2 separate regions of the Homo sapiens genome follow, and region 2 is linked to region 1. A link is an interaction called in ENCODE POLR2A ChIA-PET data of the cell type or tissue named here. Cell type or tissue: GM12878. All regions are shown on one strand. Links, peaks and the distances in the headings refer to the core of each region. The heading gives the core; the rest is flanking DNA. Region 1 has its middle 13 kb from the start of MGAT1. Region 2 has its middle 16 kb from the start of TRV-CAC1-2.

Region 1 (4,397 bases), core at 194-4,193:
CCCAAAGTACTTTTCAACTGTTCCTGCACAAGGAGATGAGTAAAGAATTTGCTCAGGGTCTGTGATGAGCTGGACCCTGGAATGAAGACCAGAATCCAAGCTCCTGACCTCAGACCCAGCTTAGATGATAAGGAGCGTAAATACTCATACTGGAGTTTGGTTGTTCTTGAAGAGAGATTTATGATCCCCAAACCAGGAGTTCCTTTTTCCCCTGGTTGCTTTCAAGACCTTGTGGTGACCCACCTACTCCCAGGAGGCAATCCTGATTAATTTTACTGCCTCCAAACCGGTCTTTGTGTCAGCACTTCTGAATTGACTTCAGTCTTTTGTTTCTTTGTTATTTCTTAAGAGTGAATTTCCTTTCTCCATGTGACCTGAAATATCTTGAAGGCAAAAGACGCTTCTATTTATAACTGTGCTTCCTTGACCTTCCTCTCCCACCCTTCTCCCTCCATACCCCTCTTCCTGCCTCCCTGCCGCCCCTCCCCTTCCACACACAAGTGGAGGCCCAGTGCAGGAAAACCTCAGCCTCCTGGCGTCAGGAAGGTTTCAAATTCTCACTGGTAATGGACACACACCGTCTGGAGGAGCTGGGCTGAAAAATTACTGGCCTGGACAAATGCTCCTGATTTAAATGTAAATTCAGACTTAAAAAATAGACCTGGTGATATTCAGAACTTACAATATCGTTTAAACAGACTGGCTTTCTCTGTGAAGATCACTCTTTAGGAGCCCTGAAAAGGAGAGGCCAGGTGGGAAACGGGAACTATGGGAACTGCTTCCTCAGGGAGGGGAGTGCAGGGCTCTCCACCAAGTGCCCCCTGGAAGCTCAATGCCCAGCAGCGCCAGGCGCCTTCCGATTGTATCTGCGAACCTAAAGCCCTCAGATGTTTATGCAGCTCTTTGCGGTTTTAAAAGGGTTCCCACACACATGGTTTCACCTGATCCTCATGAGTGCCTTGCCAGGGGTGAAGGACAGATTTCATTATCCTCGCTTTATGAAGAGGAAACTGGATCCCTGGAGTCCACGGAAATGAGAGGAGCCAGGATCTGAGCCCACCCATAAATATTCATTGAATTGCACTAATATAGAAATATATGATTATTTTAAGGTAAACAGAATGTTTGTCCTTAAGAAGCTCATATCTAATTGTGGAGAAATGTTCAAAAATTTTTTTTTTATTTATTTTTGAGATGGTGTCTTGCTGTGTCACCCAGGCTGGAGTGCAGTGGCACGTACTCGACTCACTGCAACCTCCGCCTCCCAGGTTCAAGCGATTCTCCTGCCTCAGCCTCCCTACTAGCTGGGATTACAGGTATGCGCCACCACGCCCGGCTGATTTTTGTATTGTTAGTAGAGATGGGGTTTTACCATATTGGCCAGGCTGGTCTCAAACTTCTGACCTCAGGTGATCCGTCTGCCTCGGCCTCCCAAAGTGCTGGGATTACAGGCATGAGCCACCGCACCCGGCTCCAAAATAAACGTAATTAAAATAACCATACAAGGAATAAATAAGGCAAGACCAGACATCCTTCATTGTAAAATGAGGCGAGAAAGTGCTGTGATTTTTTAGGGGACTTAGGTAACTGTTACCCCATGATTGAATGGAACTGAAATTTCTGTATCTTCCACCCCAACTCCATTCCATGTTCCTGCTGAATATTCTGGGTTTTGCTAGAATTCCTTATGACACATAAAAAGTCTTCAGCTCTACGCCTTAGGCATGGCGATGTCTGGGTTTGTCACGTCATCTTCAGTCCTGTATTTACAGTGCAACTCAGGGCCAAAACAAAAAAGAATTTTTTTTTTTAATTTAAAAAGTCACAGGGAACATGAAAAAGGGGAAGAGGGAAATTTGTCTTCAGTGTTGCAGGAAAGTCCACCCTCTCCTTCTAGGGGTGGAACTTAGTGGATCTAATGAATCACACATGAAAAGAGACGTAAAAGAGGAAGGAGTTTCAGGAGGGTATTGGCCAGGTCAAAGGAGAGGGTGGAGGAAAAGAGCCACGAAATAACCGGGAGACAAGCTTTCGGAGGCTTTTGACTGACTGGATGTGGGAATGTTGTGGAAGACTTCTGGCCTGCCATTTCCTGAGAACGGGACTGCTGAGAGAGGAGCTGGGAGGAGCACTGCAAATTTCACTTTGGACACGTGAGTCAGAGGTATCTGTGAGGGGACTGAGTTGGGAGGGCAAGCAGGGAATTGGACATGTGGGCCTGGAGCACAGAGAAGGGACTTGAGCATGCATATTTGGGTGTTCCCTCCAAAACTTATGTTGAAACTTAATCCCCAGAGTGGCAGCATGGAGAGGTGGGGCCTTTAAGAGGTGATTGGATCATGAAGGCTCTATTCCCACTAATGAATGGATTCATCATGGGAGAACTGGCGGCTTTATAAGAGAGGAAGAGAGACCTGCGCTAGCACCTTAGCACGCTCAGTCCCCCTGCCATGTCATGCCCTGAACCCCTCAGGACTCTGCAGAGAGTTCCTACCATCAAGAGGGCTCTCACCAAATGCAGCCCCTCAACTTTGGACTTCTCAGCCTCCAGAGCTGTAAGAAATAAATTCCCTTTCCTTATAAATTACCCAGTTTCAGATATTCCTTGTTTTTAATTTTTAATTTTTTTTTTTTTTTGAGACAGAGTCTCACTCTGTCGCCTAGGCTGGAGTGCAGTGGCGCGATCTCAGCTCACTGCAACCACCGCCCCCCCGGGTTCAAGCGATTCTCCTGCCTCAGCCTCTGGGGTAGCTGGGATTACAGGCACCTGCCACCACGCCTGGCTAATTTTTATATTTTTAGTAGGGATGGGGTTTCACCATCTTGGTCAGGTTGGTCTTCAACTCCTGACCTCATGACCCACCCGCCTCAGCCTCCCAAAGTGCTGAGATTACAAGCGTGAGCCACTGCACCCGACCCCAGTTTCAGATATTCTGTCATAAGCAATAGAAACAGACTAAGTATCTTTGACATGGAGTGGATACTGGAAGCCATGTGACTTCTGTGGGATCATCTCGAAAGAAAGTGTAAAATGAGAAGACACAAGGGCCCAGGAAAGAGCCCTAGGGAACTCCGCATTTGTACAGCAAGTGGTGGGTAAAGAGAGAAAAGGGAGAAGCCTGCTAGGATGCTGAGGAGGAGCAGCCAGAGGAGGGGGAACCCCAGAGAGCGTGCTGGCGTGGGAGTCAAGAGAAGTGTGTCAGAAGAAGGGAGCGGTTGACAATGTCAGAAGCTGCCAAGAGGCACAATAAGATTGAGGGAACAAGTGAGTGTGGTTGTTTCTTTATGGGCCAGAATTTTAAATACCAGGATGAAGGGCACCTAACAAATAGCAAATACACAAACTAACTTTTGTACCTACCAGACTTCAGACTAAAATCGGTACAAAGAATACTCGCCAGGGTAAGGAGAAGCCCAGGAAATTACAAGAGATATCTAGTTTCTGAAATGAATTACAATGATCATCTGAACAAATAGTGTGAAAAAATATACACCTGAAAAAATGTGTGAAAATGGCCAACAAAACATTGAAAATCAGGGTTACTGGGGAAGACTTTTACTGCCAGTTATTAAAATTTACTATCAGCTGTATTGACTGGAACAGCTGCCAGAATAGGTAATTCAACAGCCAGGATGGGAAGCCCTGATACATAAGTTTGGTGGGGACTGTAGGTAGCCCCTCTGGCTACCTTCTTTCTAGTTGAATAGGTTACATATCTAACTCCCTTGCAATTAGGTTCACCTACTCAGGTGCCCTTGAGTTAGACTTGAAAGGCAGAAGACAGCAGAGGCCATTTTACTGCTGCTTCTGATGGAGATGCGAGGCTTCCATAGGAAAGAGGGGTCCACTGGTATAAAGAGCCCGACAACCATGTTCTCCAGATGTTCAGTCCCTCTTGGCCACCCCACACCAAATGACAGTCCGCGAGACTCTGCCCATGGAGACTCCACCTGCTGGTCCTCTAGGTGGAGTAACTGATAACAAAAATCTCTAGCTTACTCCTAAGTGTTTATTCTGAAGGCAGTATGTACAGCAAGACCAGACTTTTGGCCCAGCTAGCGGTGACTACTGCAATGTCAAAAGAGCACATAAACAGACTTAAAAAGCAAATGACAAACTGGGAAAATTGCTGTAACATAGGTAACAAAGGGCTGATATTCTATAAAGAGTTCTTGCAAATGAATAAGACAAAGATGAATCCAAGTGGGCAAAAGATATGCTGTAGGCAATCTGCAAAAGTGATGCATAAAAACAGGTTCAACATTACTAGCAATTAGTGGAATAAAACTTAAAACAACAATGCAAAACCATCGTTCTATCATATTAACAAAGATGACAAAAAATGGTGTGACAGTGCAGGGTGTGGAGAAAAGTTGGTGTCAAAGCTGTGCCATCT
Region 2 (4,397 bases), core at 273-4,272, 270 kb before region 1:
AGATTTTAGCCATTTTTACATGTAGTGAAATCTCATTGTTTTAATTTGCAATTCTCTAATAATGAATGATATCAAGCATCTTTTCATATGTTCATTTGCCATCTGTACATTTTCTTTGGTGAGACGTCTCTTCAGATCTTTTGATCATTATTTTTATTCTTTGAGACAGAGTCTTGCTCTGTTGCCTAGGCTGGAGAGCAGTGGTGTAATCATAGCTCACTGTAGCCTCCAATTCCTGGGCTCAAGCGATCCTCCCTACTCAGCCTCCTGAGTATCTGGGACCACAAGCATATGCCACCATGCCCAGCTAATTTTTTATTTTTTTGTAGACCTGGGGTCTCGCTGTGTTGTGCAGGCCAGTCTCAAACTCCTGGCTTCAAGCAATCCTCCCGCCTCAGCCTCCCAAAGTGCTGGGATTACAGGTGTGAGCCACCACACCAGCCTGCATATTTTTTAATTGAATTGTTTTCTTATTGTTCAGTTTTTTTTGTTTTGTTTTGTTTTATTTTATGAGACAGAATCTTGCTCTTTCACCCAGCTTAAAGTACAGTGGCATGATCATGGCTTGCTGCAGCTTGCAACTCCCGGGCTCAAGTGTTCCTCCTGCCTCAGCCTCCTGAGTAGCTAGGACTATAGGCAAGTGTCACCACACACAGCACATTTAAAAAAAAAAATTTTCTCCCTATGTTTCTCAGGCTGATCTGGAACTCCTGGGCTCAAGTGAACCTTCCAACTCAGCCTCCCTAAGTGCTGGTATTGCTGGTTAATACAAGTGCCTCGTTAGATATGTATTCAGCAAATATTCTCTCCCGGTCTGTGCCTTGTCATTCCATTTCCCTAACAATGTCTTTGCAGAGCAGAAGTTTTTAAGTTCAGTGAAGTCCAACATACCCGTTTTTCTTCATAGATCATGGATCATGCTTTGAAAAACTTCCCCAGATTTTCCCCGGGTTCTCTTGTAAAAGTTTTGTAGTTTTGCATGTTAAATTTAGGTCTATAATCCATTTTGAGTTCATTTCTGTGAGAGGTGTAAGATCAGTGTCTGGATTCATGTTTTTTTCCTTTTTTTTTTTTTTTGGCACATGCATGCCTAAATATTCCAGCATCATTTCTTGAAAAGACCATACATTATCTGTTGAATTGCTTTTAATTCCTGTCAAAATATCAGTTAAGTATATTTGTGTGGATCTGTTTGTTCTCTATTCTTCTTCATTGATCTAGCTGTCTATTCCTTTGCCAACACTATACTTTCTTGATTATTGTAGCTTTATAGTAAGCCTTTAGGTAGTATTAGTCTTCCAACTTATTTCTTCTTCAATACTGTGTTGGCTCTCCTGGGTCTTTTGCCTTTTCATATAATGTTTAGAATCAGTTTGTCAGTATTTATAAAATAACCTGCTGGGATTTTGATTGGATTACATTGAATCTGTAGATGAAATTAGGAAGGATTGGCATCTTTAAAAGATTGAGCTTTCCTATCCATGAACATGGAATATCTTTCCATTTACTTAGAACTTTTTTTGATTTCATTAGATTTCCTTATATGGACCTTGTACCCATTTTTTTGATTTATTATTAAGTACTTTTTAAGTGCTAATGTTAGTGTTATTGTATTTTTAATTTTTAAATCCCAATTGTTTATTGCTGGCATATAGTAAAGCAATTGACTTTTGTTTATTAACTTTGTGTCCTGTATTTTAAAACTTATGATCTTTAAAATGGAGAGCAACCCTTCAATGATTAGGAGAGACACAAAATAGAAATAAAGATTTTATTACTTATAGGTTCTGGTAGTATATGACATGCTTGGAGGCCCCCCACACAGAGAGGTTAGTTTAGGGAGTACAGGCAGGGAGAAAGAATGCAGAAATTAGAAGTGTATGTTGGAGAATACACTGTGGGTGGCTTTAAGTTCAAGGGCAAATACCTGAATGGTCCATTTAAAGGAAGCGGTGGGAAAGTGGGGAGCCCAGTCAACTAGGCAGAAGAGGTTCCTCCAAGGTTTTTATCCTTGGCCACTGGCTTGGGCCATTAGGGTGTGGTGTTCTTCTAATACGTAGGCAGAAACCTCTGCTGTGTCAATACCATTGAAATTGACCCTGTAATGTCTAGGCATTAGACCTTGTGCCTTATCATGGGTGCCATTTGAGTAGCAGAGACACTAAAGGCTACTGGAGAAACCTGAGTCAGGCATCTGATGAGCATAATTAAACAAGCAGTCCGAAGGTACCCACTATGACTTGAAATCTCACGTGCAGCCATCCATCCCACTACATAGAGTATGCAGGGCTAGTCGAGTGGGCTGTATGTAGCTGTGCCATGCGGAGGTGGGCACCGGGAGGCAGCTGTGCACAGCAGATATCTGGACTGACCACCTTGAGGAACTGGGAGGAGATGTAGAACCTGAAAACTGTGTCAAGGGTGACTGAGCTCTCCTTCCGGCATAGGAAAGTTAAACTTCCCTGAAAAATGGGTGCTGAGGCAACATAAAATTATGATAATTCACTACATAGTAATCTTGCTGTAATCTGGCTGGTGCAGTGGCTGATGCCTGTAATCCCAGCACTTTGGGAGGCCGAGGCAGGCAGATCACCTGAAGTCAGGAATTCACGACCAGCCTTGCCAACATGGTAAAACCTGGTCCCTGCTAAAATGACAAAAATTAGCTGGGCGTGGTGGATCGTGCCTGTAATCCCAGCTACTCTGGAGGCTGAGGCAGGAGAATCGCTTGAACCCAGGAGGCAGAGGTTGCAGTGAGCCAAGATCAAGCCACTGCACTCCAGCCTGGGCAATAGAGTGAGACTCCATCTCAAAAAAAAAAAAAAAAAAGAAAGAAAAGAAAAGAAAAAATCTTGCTATAATCATCTGCTAGTTCAGGAGTTTTTGGTCAATACTTTGGTATTTTCTACATAGACAATCATGTCATCTGTGAAGAAAGACAGTTTCTTTTTTCCCCCTGATCTGTATAGCTTTAATTTCCTTTTTAAAATCTTCTTGCATTAGTTAGGACTTCAGTACAATGTTGAATAAGAATGATAGTAGGGGACATCCTTGCTCCTGATCTTAAGGAGAGAACACCTAGTTTCTCACTAACCATTAAGTATGATGTTAGCTAGTTTTTTTTCTGTGGATGTTTCTGTGTGTGTGTGTGTGTGTGTGTGTGTGTGTGTCTTTCTTTTTAGAGATGGAATCTCTCTATGTTGCCCAGGCTGATCTCAAACTCCTGGCCTCAAGCAATCCTTCTGCCTTGGCCTCCCAAAGTGCTGGGATTTTAGGCATGAACCAGCATGCTCTGCCTATAGATGTTCTTTATCAATTTGAGGAATTCCCCTCTATCCTAGTTTACTGAGAGTTTGTATCATAACTAGGTGTTGAATTTTGTCAAATGCTTTTCTGCATCTATTTATGTGATCATATGATTTTTCTTGCTTAGCCTGGTGATGGCATGAATTACATAGTTTTTTGTTTGTTTGTTTTTTTCGAGAGAGGGTCTCACTCTGTCGTCCAGGCTGGAATGCAGTGGCACGATCAGGACTCACTGCAGCCTCGGCCTCCCGGGCTCAAGACTTCCTCCTGCCTCAGCCCCGAGTAGCTGGGACTACAGGGATATGCCACCATGCGTGGCTAATTTTTTGTATTTTTTAGTAGAGACAGGGTTTCGCCATGTTGGCCAGGCTGGTCTGGAACTCCTGAACTTAAGTGATCTGGCTGCCTCAGCCTCCCAAAGTGCTGAGATTATAGGTGTGAACCATCTTGCCCGGCCTTGATTTGATTTAATACATATGAGTCTTTTCATATTGTCTCTTTTCTTAGTGTGAATTTCGGTAGATTGTATCTTTTAAGGAATTAGTCTATTTCATCCAAGTTATCAAATTTGTGAGCATAGTTGTTGAACATATTTTATTATACTTTTAATGTCCCTGAGATCAGTAGTAATGTCCCATTTTTCATTTCTGATATTAGCAATTTATGTCCTTTCTCTGTTTTTTGTTAGCCTCACTGTAAGTTACCAATTTTACTGGTCTTTTCAAAGAACCAGCTTTTGATTTTATTGATTTTTTTTTTTCTATTTGTCTTTGTTTTCAATTTCATTGATTTTTGCTCTAATTTTTATTATTTCTTTTTTTCTGCTTTTTCCAGGCTTATAGTATGCTTTTTTCTCTGGTTTTCTAAGATGGAAGCTTAGATTATTGATTTTAGATCTTTGTTCCTTTCTGATATAGGCATTTAATGCTATAAATTTTCCTTGTAGCACTGCTTTCACTACGTCCTATACATTTTAGTAAGTTCTATTTTCATATTTCATTCAGGTGAAAACATTTTTAATTTATCCTGAGACTTTGACCTATGTATTATTTAGAAGTGTCTTATTTAATCTCCAAATATTTGAGAAACTT

The links. ChIA-PET counts read pairs that join two places held together with the same protein. Peaks named below come from ENCODE experiments on the same cell type or tissue, not always from the same donor. Only the 100,000 strongest peaks of a DNase experiment are listed, where the experiment ranks them.
Region 2: POLR2A ChIA-PET joins it to region 1 with 5 read pairs; 2 of 35 experiments call an interaction of 5 or more read pairs at or near these places.

The regions. Positions count from the first base shown.
Region 1 is chr5:180,813,181-180,817,577 of GRCh38, reverse strand. It overlaps a transcript of MGAT1 not described here. Among named protein-coding and RNA genes, the nearest start is that of MGAT1, 13 kb to the right of the region's middle. RefSeq lists an enhancer at 2,983-3,242. In GM12878, for the core only: a CTCF peak has its summit at 3,971 (motif pointing left); no DNase peak of the experiment used is centred there; H3K4me3 peaks cover 1,095 bases; H3K27ac peaks cover 2,323 bases.
Region 2 is chr5:181,079,283-181,083,679 of GRCh38, reverse strand. No RefSeq gene overlaps it. Among named protein-coding and RNA genes, the nearest start is that of TRV-CAC1-2, 16 kb to the left of the region's middle. In GM12878, for the core only: no CTCF peak of the experiment used is centred there; no DNase peak of the experiment used is centred there.